Regions from separate parts of the Homo sapiens genome. Here region 1 is linked to region 2. Evidence: read pairs that join two places in POLR2A ChIA-PET (ENCODE). Cell type or tissue: MCF 10A. All regions are shown on one strand. Each heading gives the region's core, and the rest is flanking DNA. Links, peaks and the distances in the headings are about the cores only.

Evidence for each region. ChIA-PET counts read pairs that join two places held together with the same protein. Peaks named below come from ENCODE experiments on the same cell type or tissue, not always from the same donor. Only the 100,000 strongest peaks of a DNase experiment are listed, where the experiment ranks them.
Region 1: POLR2A ChIA-PET joins it to region 2 with 7 read pairs; 2 of 35 experiments call an interaction of 5 or more read pairs at or near these places.

The regions. Positions count from the first base shown.
Region 1 is chr2:72,908,696-72,913,094 of GRCh38, reverse strand. No RefSeq gene overlaps it. Among named protein-coding and RNA genes, the nearest start is that of EMX1, 6.6 kb to the left of the region's middle. In MCF 10A, for the core only: no CTCF peak of the experiment used is centred there; no DNase peak of the experiment used is centred there.
Region 2 is chr2:72,834,670-72,839,068 of GRCh38, reverse strand. No RefSeq gene overlaps it. Among named protein-coding and RNA genes, the nearest start is that of EXOC6B, 11 kb to the right of the region's middle. In MCF 10A, for the core only: no CTCF peak of the experiment used is centred there; a DNase peak (open chromatin) is centred at 1,698.

The sequences.
Region 1 (4,399 bases), core at 71-4,070, 74 kb before region 2:
AGTGCTAAAACATTTAAAATATTAATATTTTTATATCGATTACACATAGTAATGGATATATTGAGTAAAATGAAATATCTTAAGAAGATTATTTTATCTATTTCTTTCTACTTTTTAAATGTGGCCACTAGAACATTTAAAATTATGTGTCTCACATTATATGTCTATTGGACAGAGTTATAAAAAATACAGATAATCCAAAAGGGGGGAGTGAAGGGAAAACAGAGATCTTATAATTGTCAAATCCTACTACCCAGAAACAAACATCGTGAAATTCTTACAGTATATCCTTCCAGTTCTTTCTATATGTGCCTCCCTTTAAAAAAAGGATCATACTGTACATAGTATTGTAACTTCTTTATCTTTATAACCAATCAAAGCATCTTTGCCTCTCATTAAATATTTTTTATTGTTGGACATTAATACAGTTTACAGATTTTCACTGTTTTAACAAAATTTCGACAAACAGCTCCATAGCTGTATCTTACCGCATGTTTGTGTTTCTTTTCTACATATTTCTAGCTGTGTAATTTCCAGATATGCAATATTTTAATTCTTTTGATCCATTGTCACTAGTTTGGCCTCTGGAAGTGTTCTATATAGTTATTCTTCCAAAGGCTGACTTTAAGAATCTCTCTCCATCCTCTGAAATGTTCATTAGGACACCTTATTTCCAAATTTGAGTCTTTTTTAGTCACAATTGTTTATAGGCTCCTCAGCATCTGAGTACCTTCAACCCCCTTTTCTTTTGGAAACTCCCTTCCCTTTATTTTCTGAACAAGATACTTGCCTGGATCTGCAAACTCTGGGAGTTGTTCCTTCATGGGCTCTACTTTCTTCTCCTAACTGTGGGCATCCATGAAGGCATCTTTATCCTTAGCCCTTCCCTCATTCCATGTATCATGCTATTTATTCTATCTATCTATCTATCTATCTATCTATCTATCTATCTATCTATCTATCTATCTATGTATCTACCAACCATCTATCATTATCAATTTCCACACTTTCAACCAATACTGTAATGCAGACCCCGGCAGGTTTGTAATGCCAGCCCTATATTTTTCTCCAGATCAAGTCACTGATTTTCAAATGCTTGTGAGAATTTTTCTGGAGGGGTTCCTACAGGCCCCCTAGACACTCACCATACCCCCAAACGGAGCTCAACATCATCCCCACCAAATCTGTGCCTCTCTCTGGCTTCTCTCTTCTGATAATAGCTGCCCCTTTCTGCAGGACACCCAGGCTTAGCAGCTAAGAGGCACCTGTGATACCTCCTTTCTCTCGGTCACTGCTGTGCACATCCAGTCAGTCTTTGCATTCTTTCATTTCTTTCTGTTCTCCTTGCCTCTAATTTGGGTTCTTATTACCTTTTCCCAGTGATTCTCTTATGATAGCCATTTGTGATCTCTCCTTTCTACAATTCGTCTTACACGTGGCTGGCTACCAGATTTCTACAACACAACTCTAACCTGTTAAAATTTTTTCACACAACTCTGGACCCAGGGTGTTTTTGTTTTTTTTTTTTTACCTCTCTGTGACTCAGTTTTTCATCAGCAATCTGGAAATAATAAGACCTGCTGTGGAGAGTTAAGAGAATTAGAATGAGGTGATTCATGCATAGCTCTTAGCACATAGTAAGCACTCAGTAAACATTAACTATTAGTGTCAGTGTTCCAATAAAGTTCAAACTCCTAAGCTTGGCATTCGAGGCTCTTCATGAGCAAGTTGTACCTGTCTAGCCTCATGTGTTCTGCTCACCTTTGGGTAGCCTGCCCTGTGACAATACTGCCACCAGCCAGAGCATTCATCCAGGGACTCTGTGCTCCCTGTGCCTCTCTGTGCATGTCCTGTACATTTGCTTTGCTCAAAAACATTACTCCAAGCCAGGTACAATGGCTCACACCTATAATCTCAGCACTTTGGGAGGCTGTGGCAGAAAGACTGCTTGAGGCCAGGAGTTCGAGACCAGCCTGGGCAACATAGCGAGACCCTGTCTCTACAAAAAATTAAAAATATTAGCCAGGTGTGGTGGTGCATGCCTGTAGTCCCAGCTACTCTGGAAGCTGAGGTGGGAGAATCACTTGAGCCTAAAAGTTCAAGCCTGCAGTCAGCCATGATCAAATCACTATACTCCAGCCTAGGTTAACAGAGTGAGACCCTGTCTCAAAAAAAAAAAAAATTACTCCAGAGCATGTATCAGTCCAACTTCTGAGAGGAGGAAAATTTTCAGTAGTGCACATAGTCAACTATTTAGAATGCCAACTTCATGAGAACGTCTATTTTGTTCACTGCTGTGTTTCCAACACAACACGGTTGTCTGGCATATAATAAATGTTCATTAAAGATTTGTTGACTGAATATAAAAATGTGAGAAACATGACTCAAGGTTCCATTTGTTCTGAGGTGTGTAAAAATGCAAGTTTTCATCATAATAGAACGTAAAGAATATACAGTCCTTGCCCTGTAGGGTTTGCCGTACCTCCCAAGATAGGTGGAATTCTTGCCTGACCCTCAGGGTGGGCTTCCCATCCTAGGCCCCATGTTGGAAGAAGATGCTTCTTGCAGAGCCTCTGACTGCTGGGAACGGAAACCCAGACACTTTGAACTGGGAGCCTGCCCAATAATTGGCTAAACTCTTGAGTGGGAAGGACTATAAATTCAGAGTTTCTAGTGTGACTCTATTACATAAAATGTGTGAACTTGGAGCAAATATCCCTTTCTTCTGAAAAAAAAAAAACACTTCAATGGATGCCTTGTAAACGCAAAGATAAACCACTTCAACGGATGCCTCATTTTTGCAAAGATAAACCAAAGACTTAATTCTTTAATGGAATCTATTAGAGACCACAAGCTCAAGTGTTCTGCATAATGTATAAATGTCTTCTCTATAACAGGATGTCATTTTTGCAGGTTAATTTAACTTAGGGAAATGTTTCTTTTCAACATTTGGGTCTAGTCAGCTCTGTCTCTGAAAATTAGGGTTCCTTCTTGGGAGTGTGTATGCATTCTGATTCAAATTGTTCTCCATAGAACTGGAAAATGAAGAGTGAGAAGGTCCATATTTTCATCTCCCACTGGGAGAGGACTTTTTTTTTCTTTTTTTCTTTTCTTTTCTTTCTTTTTTTTTTTTTTTTGAGACAGGGTCTTACTCCGTCACCTAGGCTAGAGTGCAGTGTTGCAATCATAGCTCACTGCAGCCTCGAACTCCTGGGCTCAAGCAATCCTCCTGGCTCAGCCTCCCAAGTAGCTGGGACTACAGGGATTAGCCACCACACCCAGCTAATCTGGTAGAGAGTGTTTTGACCTGAATTGCCAAAGCCCACCCTGAGCTATTCTGCTGAATGCTCACTCAGAATTTCAGTTTAGAAGGAATTTTTGGACTTTGGGAAATGTACTTGCATCAGATGATTATGTAGTGAGAGATTGGCTCAATGGGGCTCCAGGCAAGCTCAGCCCCTAGGAGTTCTGGAATGGGCACACTGAATCTTGGGCATAAATAGGAGGTGAATGAGAGCAGGTGAGATTTGGGCTGGAGCTGGGAGATGGCTTCCCCTTCCTAAAACTAGAGGGGCTGGACCTATGGGAGGGAGGAAGTGTGATTTTACTATTACATGGATGGGACTATCAACCAGCAGACATCTGGGCCATGAAATGCAATGAAAAAATGGGGCCATTTGGTATAGCTCAATGTCAAGACACTTCAGTAGGCCCATCCCTACCTATTTTGTTGTTCTGCTGGCCTGCTGACCTGCCTACCTCCCCAACTGCCCACTTACACAAATTTATTTGTTCATATCTGGATCTGAACAACTTTGTATTACACAGCACAGGCATTTCGTATCTTTTCTGAGTTGTTGAATAATTTGGCCAGAGTCATTTGTAGATTCTTTCTTTGTGAGTGTAATTATCTGAACATGATGTCAAATTTGTTTCTAATAATACAGTACACTAGAGGTCCAGAGAGCCTTCCCAGTACAGAACATCTAAGAACTTGTTTTATTTTGACTTTTTATTATAAAAATTTCCAAACTTACATAAAGGTAGACAAAATAGTATAACGAGCACCCACATACCGTGTAACCTAGATTTTACAATTATTAACGTTTTTCCATTTTGCCTCATCCTTTTTTCTCTGGAGTATTTTATTTATTTATTTATTTATTTATTTATTTAACAGAAATAGGGTCTCACTCTGTCACCTGGGCTGGAGTGCTGTGGCACAATCATACTTCACTGCCTCCTCAAACTCCTGGGCTCAGCCTCCCAAGTAGCTGGGACTGCTGGTACACCACTGCATTGGGCTAATTTTGTTATTATTATTATTTGGAGAGATGGGGTTCTCACCATGTTGTGCAGGCTAGTCTTGAACTTCTTGCCTCAAGCAATCCTCCCATCT
Region 2 (4,399 bases), core at 188-4,187:
ATTAAAAAGGAAGAAAGTTCCCGAATCAATAGCCTAATCTTCTACCTTGAGAAATCAGAAAAATAAGAGCAAACTAAATCTAAAGCAAGCAGAAGAGAGGAAATAATAAAGATCAGAGGGGCCAGGCGCAGTGGCTCACGCCTATAATCCCAGCACTTTGGAAGGCCGAGGCGGGCGGATCACGAGGTCAGGAAATTGAGACCATCCTGGCTAACACGGTGAAACCCCGTCTCTACTAAAAATACAAAAAATTAGCCAGGCGTATTACGGCGGGCGCCTGTGGTCCCAGCTACTCAGGAGGCCGAGGCGGGAGAACGGCGTGAACCCGGGAGGCGGAGCTTGCAGCGAGCTGAAATCGTGCCACTGCACTCCAGCCTGGGCGACAGAGCGAGACTCCGTCTCAAACAAACAAACAAACAAAAAGATTAGAGAACAAATAAATGAAACAGAGAATAGAAAACAATAGGGTAAGTCAATAAACCAAAAGCCGGTTCTTTGAAAAGATCAACAGAATGGAAAAATCTTTAGCTAGACTGACCAAGACAAACAGAGGGAAGACCCTTCTTCTCCAAAAACTTGTAACTTTAATAAAGAAGTGCAAGAGTTGGCGCTAAAATCTGTAAAATATTTTTGTTTTGCAGCTAAAAAAAATTGATAAAGACCGAAATAAATGGAAAGGTATGCCATGTTCATTGATCAGAAAAGTTAATATTCTTAAGATGGCAATACCCCACAAACTGAACTGCAGATTGAAAAAGTCCTTATCAAAACTTACTAGGTGGCTGTTTTTGTTGTTATTGTTGCAGAAATTGACAAGCTTATCCTAAAATTCTTTTGGAAATGTAGGGACCTAGAATAGCCGAACAATCTTGAAAAAGAAAAACAAAGTTGGAGGACTCACCCTTCCTAATTTGAAACTTACTACAAAGTTACAGTAATCAAGAAAATGTTGTATTGACATAAAAGTAGAAATATGGATGCCTGAAATATAATTGAGAATCCAGAAATAAACCCTTACATTTATGATCAATTGATTTTCAACAAGAGTGACAAGATAATTCAATAGGGAAACAATAGTCTTTTTCAGTGAATGGTATGTTGACAACTGGACATCCACATGAAAAAGAATGAATTTGGGGCCCTACCTCACAGCATTTATAAAAATTAGCTTGAAATGGATACAGACCTGAGATAATACTATAAAACTCTTAGATAAAAACATGGGATAAACATTCATTGGCTTGGGTTAGGCAATGGCTTCTTAGATATGATACCAAATGCATAAACAACAGAAGAAATAGATAAATTTAACTTAGCTGACATTTTATCCTTCTAAGACCTCTATCATGAAAGTGAAAAGACAATCTACAGAATGGGAGAAGATATTTGTAAATCACATATTTGATAAGGAATTTATATCCAAATATATAAAGAACTCTTACAACTCAACAATAATAATAACATAAAATAAGCCAATTGAAATATGGGGAAAGAATCTGAATAGACATGTCTCCAAAGAAGATATACAAATGAAAAAGATGCTCACACCATTAGCTATTAGGAAAATGCAATCAAAACAATAAGATGTCACTTCATACCCACTAGAATAGCTAAAATGAAAAGAACATACAAAACCAGGCTGGGAGTGGTGACTCATGCTTGTAATCCCAGCACTTTGGGAGGCCAAAGCAGGCGGATCACTTAAGCCCAGGAGTTTGACAGCAGCCTGGGCAACATGGCGAAATCCCATCTCTATAAAAAAGACAAAAATTGCCAGCGGTGGTGGCTTGCAACTATAGTGCTACCTACTCGGGAGGCCAAGGCTGGAGGGTCACTTGGGCTGAGTTCAAGGTTACAGTATATTATGATCATGCCACTACACTTCAGCCTAGGTGACAGAACAAGACCCTGCCTCAAAAAAAAAAAAAAAAAAAGTTAAACATAGAGTTACCATATGACCCAACAATTCTACTCTCTATGTAGCTACACAAGAGAATTGAAAACATCCAGCCTGGGCAACATGGCGAAACCCCATCTCTGCAAAAAATTTTAAAGATTAGCTGGGCATGGTGGCATACACCTGTAGTCCCAGCTCTTCAGGAGGAAGGCAGAGGTGGCTGAACCACCTGAGGTGGGAGGCTGAGGCTGCAGGGAGCCATGATCATGCCACTGTACTCCAGCCTGGGAGACAGAGTGAGACCCTATCTCAAAAAAAAAAAAAGAGAATTGAAAACATATATCCATATAAAAACTTGTATGTGAATATTCATAGTGGCATTACTGACAATAGTTAAAACATAGAAACGGCTCGAACGTCTATGAACTAATGAATGGATAAAGAAAACGTAGTATAGCTATACAATGGAATATTATTTGGCCACAAAAAGCAATGAAGTACTGATACATGTTACAATATAGATGAATGCTATGAACATTAGGGTAACTGGAAAAAGTCAGACACACAAGGTCGCGTTTTATATTATTCCATTTATACGAAATGTCCAGAATAGGCAAATCTGTAGCGCTAGAATAGTTTAGTAACTGGCTAGGGCTTGGGAGGTTGGGTTGAAATGAGGACTTACTGTTAATAGGTATGGGGTTTCTCTTTGGGGTGAAGAAAATGTTCTAAAATTGATTGTGTTGATTGTTGCACAATTCTTTGAATATACCGAAAACACTGAATCACAGAATCTATGAGAATAGGAAAATAGCTCTTGTTATATGCTGCTGCTGCTAAGTTTGGCATGACTTGTAACGTAGCAATAGTACTGGAATAAGGGAGTTCTCATACAGTGATGTCTTTTTTTAAATGAGGAGGAGTGAGGCAAACTACTCTGTGTGCATGTGTGCGTAGTGGAGTTCTAGAGCTTGAGAAAATTAGTGAGGTGTTTCCAGTCAAACAGGTAAATATGAATGTGAGTTTACTAGGGGCAGGTAGAAGGCATTGGGGAAGGGAGGCACACAGACCTTTGCAGAGATTGGTACCTAAGGGTAGTGGCAGCACCAGTTTGCACATCTGTGCTCTCTTCTCCAGTTGCCTTTGGCACTTCAGGTGCATAGGACTAGAGAAGGATGATTGATTCACAGTTGGCATTTGGAAGGCAGTGCAGTGAGAGGACCAGGGCCAGGCATTGAGGATGATGATGGAAGAACAGAACCATCAACTTTGTCTCAGAAAGCCTGTAAGGGATATAGAGTTATCAAAGGGAGGCCAAAGCTCATTTAAGGGGGGCAGTAGCAGGAGTATTCTGGGAAAAAGTTAAAAGAGTCTGGCTTAAAGTACAAGTCAGTAGTGAGGAGGAATTAAGAGCAGTGAGGGAGAGAGATAGTCTGAGGGGTTTACATTTGGAATAGTAGTCAGGGGGCCATTATGATTGGAAGCAAAGATGAAATTGTTCTGAGTCTGTCTTCTGAACCAAGCTCTGAATGAAGCTTGGAGGGCAAACTTCCAGAGACTGATCTTTGTCCCAGCCATGTTGGCACAAGGCAACCAGTCCATGGATCTGCTCAGGTGCAGTGACTCACCCCAGGTTTCTTGTCTTTGTGTAGGACTGGGCTGGAACGACCCAAATTTGTGGCTATTGAATAAATAATAATAGGTGGTGGTTTATCTGTCAGAGAGAAGATAGGAAGGAGTCAGAGCTGATTTTGTCATGAATTCAGAAATTCATTTAAAATATTGAGTTTTTACCCAGGCATAGTGGTATGCACCTGTAGTCTCAGCTACTGGGAAGGTGGAAGCATGAGAATCACTTGAGCCCAGGAGGTCGAGGCTACAGTGAACCATAATCGCCCCACTGCACTCCAACCTGGGTGACAGAGCCAGACCCTGTCTCAAAAAAAAAAAAAAAAAATATTGAGTTTGAAGTGGTAGCAGGATTTTAAGCAGAAATGCTCAGAAGGCAGCCAGCATCTGGGTCTGAAGTTTAAAGGAAAACTTTCAAAGTCAAATGTAAAATTATTTTTTACCCTCTGGGATTAAATGAGATCACTCAGGGAGAGAGTGAGAAGTGGCTAGAAAAGAAGGCTGAAAAGAGAACTGAGCTTGTAGATGGACTAAAAAACATGGTGGAGAAGACTAAGAAGCTCAAGTACAATGGGAGCAGAATTAGAAGAGTGAAGTGCTCCAGAAGCTAAGGTAAGATAAACTTTTTTGAAGGAAGTGTGTATCAGATAGCTATTGTCACAAAAAAGTTATGTAACCAACCAACCCAAAAGGCAGTGGCATACAACACGAAGTATTTGTTTCTCACTTAAGAGGCTGTGGTCAGCTGGGGTGGCTCTAATTTAGGCTGCAGTTTGTAGATTGGCTGGGTATCTCTGCTCAACATGTCTTTCACTCTTCCTGGACCAGTGGGCTATACTAGGTATGGACTTCTCATAGTGTTTGAGACCAGAA